2 separate regions of the Homo sapiens genome follow, and region 1 is linked to region 2. Evidence: chromatin contacts called from ENCODE Hi-C or POLR2A ChIA-PET data. All regions are on one chromosome and are shown on one strand. The core of a region is the stretch at or near the end of the contact, and the rest is flanking DNA. Distances in the headings are between cores, read along the strand shown. Region 1 overlaps ADAM19 (ADAM metallopeptidase domain 19). Region 2 overlaps CYFIP2 (cytoplasmic FMR1 interacting protein 2).

Evidence for each region. Hi-C counts contacts between places; a loop is a spot of excess contacts on that map. ChIA-PET counts read pairs that join two places held with the same protein, here RNA polymerase II (POLR2A). Pooled maps may share reads with other maps.
Region 1: a map of OCI-LY7 shows a loop between it and region 2 (4-fold over the local background). The contact joins two enhancer-like sites. A Hi-C loop is called at or near these places in 2 of 168 maps with a recorded cell type or tissue (OCI-LY7 and Ramos), 4 of 37 single-sample maps with no recorded cell type and 5 of 50 pooled maps. POLR2A ChIA-PET finds 5 or more read pairs at or near these places in 1 of 52 experiments (activated T-cell).

Annotation. Positions count from the first base shown.
Region 1 is chr5:157,485,199-157,488,601 of GRCh38, reverse strand. ADAM19 (ADAM metallopeptidase domain 19) reads left to right here. Exons shown (of 23, transcript NM_033274.5): 21 at 113-337. Among named protein-coding and RNA genes, the nearest start is that of NIPAL4, 27 kb to the right of the region's middle. RefSeq lists a silencer at 1,884-1,973 and an enhancer at 1,641-2,141. Within about 2 kb of position 1,746, at least 5 of the 41 ENCODE cell types and tissues checked have a DNase peak (open chromatin) inside an H3K27ac peak, as active enhancers do; they include OCI-LY7, where a contact is called at or near this core.
Region 2 is chr5:157,270,889-157,274,139 of GRCh38, reverse strand. The region is part of intron 1 of CYFIP2 (cytoplasmic FMR1 interacting protein 2); the gene reads right to left. Among named protein-coding and RNA genes, the nearest start is that of CYFIP2, 6.4 kb to the right of the region's middle. RefSeq lists enhancers at 522-661, 1,728-1,937, 2,188-2,377. Within about 2 kb of position 1,684, at least 8 of the 41 ENCODE cell types and tissues checked have a DNase peak (open chromatin) inside an H3K27ac peak, as active enhancers do; they include OCI-LY7, where a contact is called at or near this core.

The DNA.
Region 1 (3,403 bases), core at 497-2,996, 210 kb before region 2:
AATAGATTGGTGTGTCTGTTCTCCCTTTGGGCTCTGGTTTATCTCAAAGAGACACACAAGGCCAGCCCTGAGTGATTTCTTGTCTCAGGTGTTCCTTGACTTGTGCGTACAGGTGATCAACACTCCGGAAATCCTGCGGAAGCCCTCCCAGCCTCCTCCCCGGCCCCCTCCAGATTATCTGCGTGGTGGGTCCCCACCTGCACCACTGCCAGCTCACCTGAGCAGGGCTGCTAGGAACTCCCCAGGGCCCGGGTCTCAAATAGAGAGGACGGAGTCGTCCAGGAGGCCTCCTCCAAGCCGGCCAATTCCCCCCGCACCAAATTGCATCGTTTCCCAGGTAAGTGGATAATCAGCAACCTTGGGCTGGGAACATTGCTTTTAAGGCCACTTTCAATGGGTAATGGCAAAGGTGGGGAAGGTGAAACTTGTGGGGTCATGAGCTGACTGCCTTTTCTGCAATTCAGTCAATACGGGGGCGCACAGCAGGTTAGAGCAACGAACGTGGGGAAATAGACTCTCTAAGAAGCTCCTAAACCATGTGGCATTTTCTCCCGGGTTGGCCTATTTTATGACAAGCCACTACCCACCTTCCACCCCATATTAACTTCTGTCAGTTCCCCCATGCTCGTCTGCCTGCTAGGTCTTTGTAAATGCTGCTTGTTCTGCCTGATACGCTCCTTCTCTCCTTGGTGGGGCCACCTCCTGCTCATCCTCAGATCTGCTCCTAGATGCCGCTTCTCCCAGGAAGTCTATCCTGATTCCTCAATTCTGAGGTTGATGGGACTGTACTTCTCTCATCATAGTACTCTTCCTACCAAATTGTACCTATTGGTACCTTCTACTGATTGGAAAGTCTTAGGGATGTATCCTGATGCCTTGCCCATCCCAAGGGGCAGGTGCCTCTGGGAGGTGAGAGTGGGGTCTAGACTCTCCCCCACCAGCCCTGGTGCTCTTGGAGGCATAGCCTGCCCAGCAGCCTGTTCCCACTGCGTGTGTGTGCTCTGATGGCTCTGACCACACCTTCTGCAGGAGATCCCCCAGTGCAGACACAGGTGTTTCCTGGGTGGCGGCCGGGTGGGGTGCCTTCTGGAACTGGCCTGTGTGTTTTGGGTGTGACCCCTCAACTGAGACTGCTTTCTCTGGGTGTAATCCAGAGGGCTCCATGGAACCCAAGCTGTCTCTGACCCTAAGGACTCTGGGGTTGGCTGCAGGCTTTGGAGGGTCCTTGGGATGTGTGGCAGTGGTACAGTTTGGGAAGGCTGAGGGCATCCATTCTGTTTCTCTGCTGTGAAACTGCTGCTCTCCCCTTCCTTTTATGTGGGGCAGAGGTAGGATGGAAAAATCCATGCAGAAAGAGAGGAAAGATTGACAGGGAGAGAGAAGGAAAGAGGAAAGGAAAAAAGCAAGAGAGGGGAGGAGTGGAGAGAGAGAGGTGGAGAGTGTACTCGTGTGCTGAGGGTGCTATAGCAGAGTACTGCACACTGGGTGGCTTCAAAACAGACACTTATTTTCTCACAGTTCTAGAGGCTAAGAGTCCAAGGTCAAGGTGCTGGAAGGGTTGATTTCTGAAGCCTCTCTCTGTGGCTTGCAGGTGGCCGCCCTCTTGCTGTGTTCTCACGAGGCCTTTCCTATGCACTTCTGCCTCCCTGGTGTCTGCCTGTCCAACTCTCCTCTTCTTATGAGGACACCAGATTGGATTAGGTGGCCTCATTCTATCCTAATCACCTCTTTAAAGACCTTATCTCTAAATATGGTCACATTCTGAGGTACTCAGGGTTAGGGCTTCAGCATATGATTTTTTTTTTTTAAATGATGAGTGCACAGTTCAGTCCCTAACAGAGAGATGAAAGAAAGGGAGAAAGCAGGCGTGTAGAGACTTGGGGTTACAGGAGAACAGGAGTGCCAGCAGAGGGAGGAGGGAGTGGGTCGGGCGAGCAGTCCACTCAGACTGTTGTTCTGAAAAACCCACACTAGAGGCATGTTCAGAGAACACGGGGCCAGCCTCACCCCTGTCACCCCTAGGTGCTGAGCCGTAGGTCAGGAAGTGTCAGGGACAGCGGGGACCCAGCTGTCTGTTAAGTGGTGGAGGCTGTGCATACCCTGCACCTGCACCCCTGGGACTGCTGGCAGGAGTCCCGGGTGCAGGAAGCTGCCCAGCCAGTGGCAGGCACCCCAAAACACAGCCCCCAAGCACAGCTTCTCCTGGGCCCCGGGTCCCAGGTGGGTGTCTCTCTACAAGCGAACAGTGGGAGGCAGCTGCTCTGAGTGGGGGCTGCTGTGATGACATTGGGCTGCCACCTGCCTCCTCACAGCCATTCCAAGAAGGGAGTTGCTGCAGCCCTCATTTCTCTTGGAGGTTGCCAGGCCTCATAGGATTGAAGGGACTTGCCCGACATTGCACAGTTGTGAGTGGAGGAGCTAGGACTTGAACCCAGGTCTCATCCAGCTGAGTGAGACAGCCTCCTGCCCTGGGGCCACTCACAGTCTCCAGTCTGCCATCAAAGATTCCCCACCTCCTAGCTGGGGGACATGGACCCCCTGGAGAAGTGATAGATGAAACCTCATCACTTCTTCAGTTCTGCTATTCTAAACCGGCTTATGCACCTGCACTCTGGGCCAGGCAATGACGAGGAAGGCAGATGGCAGCTTTGCCTCCAGGAGCTCACATTCTGCTGGGGCAGTGACTCTGGGATATGTGTCACTGCAACAGTGATATGTGCTGTGAAGGAGAGGCTCAGGGTGCTCAGAAGAGAGTAACGAGGATTTGACCTAATCTGGGAAATCCAGGAAGGTTTCCCTGAGGTGGTGACATTTGAGCTGAGACATGAAGGAGGAACAGGACTTAACCAGGCTGTGAGGGCAAGTGATGAAGGAGCTTTCCTGGTCCCAGGACCCACTAGTAGGGAGGCTCTGTCATGGGAGAGGGCCCTGTGGATTGAAGGAACTTAAAGGTTTGTGTGCTTGGGTCCCAAGGAGCTATGAGATGAGGCTGGAAAGCCAGGAGGAGCCCGTCTATGCCCAGGCCACATAGCCTTGGTCAGGACTTTGGTCTGTATTCCATAGGAAGAGGACAGTGGTGACATGATGCAATTTTCTGTTGACAAGGATTGATCACTCTTTGGGATATCTTTAGGCAGGAGAGAGGTGTAGTTCCTGCAAGGGGCCCATAGATGCTTCTGAAGCTGTTAATCTACTGTTTGACCTGCATGGGGATTACTTAGTGTATTCACGTTGTGATAATTCATCTAGTTGTATATTTATGATTTGTTCGCCTTTTTCTGTGTGTATTATATTTGAATTTTTAAAATAGTTTTAAAAAATGAAAGTCACTCTAGAAGCAAATGGGTGTCCTAGTTAGAAGATTTAAAGGTTGTCCTGAAGAAAGATGGTAAAAGCTTGGAGC
Region 2 (3,251 bases), core at 435-2,934:
TTTTTTTTTTACACAGAGTTTCACTCTTGTTCCCCAGGCTGGAGTGCAATGGCATGATCTCACTCACTGCAACCTCTGCCGGGTTCAAACGATTCTCCTGCCTCAGCCTCCCGAGTAGCTGGAATTACAGGCACCTGCCACCATGCCTGGCTAATTTTTGTATTTTCAGTAGAGACAGGGTTTTGCCATGTTGGCCAGGCTGGTCTCAAACTCCTGACCTCAGGTGATCCACCCACCTTGACCTCCCAAAGTGCTGGGGTTACAGACATGAGCCACCATGCCTGCCCTGAACTATATTTTTTAAATGAGTGAATTGTACAGTATGCAAACTATATTTCAATAAAGCTGCTACCAAAAGTTAGTATTTTTATAACTACTTTTTGGGAAACTTTGAGTGTAACATAAGCAGAAGGGGTACAAAGAGAGCTGGGGGTAGAGTAGGAGCTTGGGGAGTTTGGGGACTGTAAATGATGCCCCTACAAGCAGAGGCTGTGGAGAGCAAAAACCAACGGGGATAGCAGGGGAGGAAAAGAGTAATAGATACAACCATACCACCCCACAGAGCAGCCCCCTAAACTGCAGGGGTGAACTAGACCATACAGGGCAGGCCCAGCTAGCTTGTTTGTTCCCTCCCCCTGCCCCTGCCTGTTTTGGTTTCTCTGCCATCTGTCAGGTCCTGGGGCTGCCCCACCCTGGAGTAAAGACTTCTCAGATAATATTAACTGAGGAGTAATAATATTACTGCCTGTGAGGTGGGTGGGGTGATAGGTTCTGAGGTTTAGAATGAGAACAAGAAGGGAGCCTAGCTCTCTTTCTACTGATGAGGAAACCAAGGCTCAGAAAAGAGAAGGGACTTGTGCAAGGTCACTGGGCTAGTTAGGGGTGGAGCTAGGGTTAACACTGCACTTCCTGAGAAGACAAGGGACTGCAATAGAATAACTCATATGACACAGAGCTTTAAAAGAAAAGGACAGGGCCAGGCACAGTGGCTCGTGCCTGTAATCCCAGCACTTTGGGAGGCCGAGGCAGGTGGATCACCTGAGATCAGGAGTTCAAGACCAGCCTGACCAACATGGTGAAACCCCATTTCCACTAAAATTAAAAAATTACCCAGGTGTCATAGCACACGCCTGTAATCCCAGCTACTCGGGAGGCTGAGGCAGGAGAATCGCTTGAACCTGGGAGGCAGAGGTTGCAGTGAGCTGAGATCACGCCACTGCACTCCAGCTTGGGGAACAAGAGTGAAACTCCATCTCAAAATAAATAAATAGATAAATAAAAAGACAAGTATTGCAACAAAAATTCTGCAGCGAAATGAAAAGCCCTCTAAGAAAGGAAATATAATCAAAGGACTTTACTTGGCTGTCTGTGATCATCATTTATATATATTAATAATGTAGACACTTTAAACCTGATTTAGGTTAAAATAGAGCTCTTCCTATCTTGAGAGACGGGGGCAGGGGAGGGAGGGAGATGGTGTAAGAAAGTGAAATCTCCATCCATCACAGCAGGAAGTAAATAGACAACGTGCAGAATAGATAAATCGAGAAACAGCAGTGTAAGCATATCATTTAGAGATCTGGAGGCAGCTACTAGAAGAAACAGTGAGTTAAAAGTGGCAGCCTCTAGGGGAGGGTGGGTGCTGGATGGTTGTTTTTCATTATAAGGCTTTCAATACTATTTGATTTTTTAAAACATTTGTATATATCGTTTTGATCAAAATTTAATAATTTGCTTTAGAAGACAACCACCCAAAGTCTCCTTGTTAGCAGTTCAGACACCTGGCCGGTACCCAGCACTGACTGGCAAGGTGGTCTTTGTTGTTTCAGTCCCCTGCTCCTGTCCTCCGGGACCAGAGGCCCTATCACCTACAGCTTCTCTCCACACAGGGGACCTGCAGTCAGAGCCGAGAAATCAAGTCAGCCTCGACTTGGGCCACTGGAGAAGGCCTATCCTCCTCGTTGTTTATGAGTAGACTGAGTAGACAGAGAAAAAGATCTTGGTGGGGGCTAAAGGACTTTCCCCTTCGTTTGCCATTTTGCCCAGCTGCTTCCTGTGTTGTTAAGGTTGAGGTGGCCTTTGTGGTGACACCAAACCAGGCTACCAGCAGCTCAGGGGAACGGCCTCATGCTCTCAGGAGGGGAAGTCATGCCACCAAGGTGGCTTGCTGATTTGCTCCTGCTGGGGCCCTGGGGCTGTCATATGAGGAACACCAACATGACGCGTATGTGGGGAGAGGAGCTGCCTCTCAGATGCACCTGCTAAAACTCACAAGGGAAGCCATGCATCTGCTACGGAAACAAAGAGGAGGGCTTCAGGTCTGGCCACCAGATCGGAGCACGTGGAACTCAGCTCCATCGATGTGAAACCACAACTCGAACATGGCTCAGTATGAAGACAAAGGCCCCCAAATCACATTTTCACTCACTCTAAAAGGGCAAATTTCTCTGTCTGTAAAATGTGGAGGTTAGCCTTGGTTCTCTCTCAACCATGATGTCCAAACCTGCCTTGTGAAGGTTATTGCGGGTAACTTGTGCTAATAATAGCTTAAGCACTGAGGTTTGCAAACAAGGTACATTTTATTGTATGTGAGGCGAGGGTTCAAGATCTCTGTGTGATATTATTGCTTGCATGTTCATCTCTTCCCTTGAGTGGCAGGAATGGAGCAGAGTTGGGGGGTTGGCTGTGGGGGCTGATGTGTTCAGCATGTCAACATTGTCCATTTTGTGTACTAAAAAAACCACAACAGCAACCAGTTAAGAATCACTGGATTTGGGCCTCTCTCAGGACCCTCCCAACACTAAAGCAAATGACCATGACTACAGTTGAGACATTCCATCCAAAGGGCTTCCTTAAAGACATGTGTTAAGGATCATGCAGACCATTCTCTGTGGCCAAGGTATACAGGGCATAATAAACCTGTCCAAGGATACTCTTCCTTTGTGCCTTTGCTCAAACTGTCTCCACTCCCTTATGGACTGTCTTCTTCCCTTCTCAAATCTTACCGATCTATCATGGCCCACACGAAGACATGCCTTTTCCACAAAGGTCTGACCAGCCAAGCCCCTTAATGACCTTTATTTCTCTCACTCCCTTAGCACTCACAGTCTAGAGTCCACAGTTTTTAACTGCACGACAAACTGCTTTATATTTCACTAATTCTTTGGATTGCTAAGAATGCCAAGGATAGTCATCTTATCTGAGTTTGACCCATAGCAACCAGCACAGAGATAGGCACACACCAGGAATTA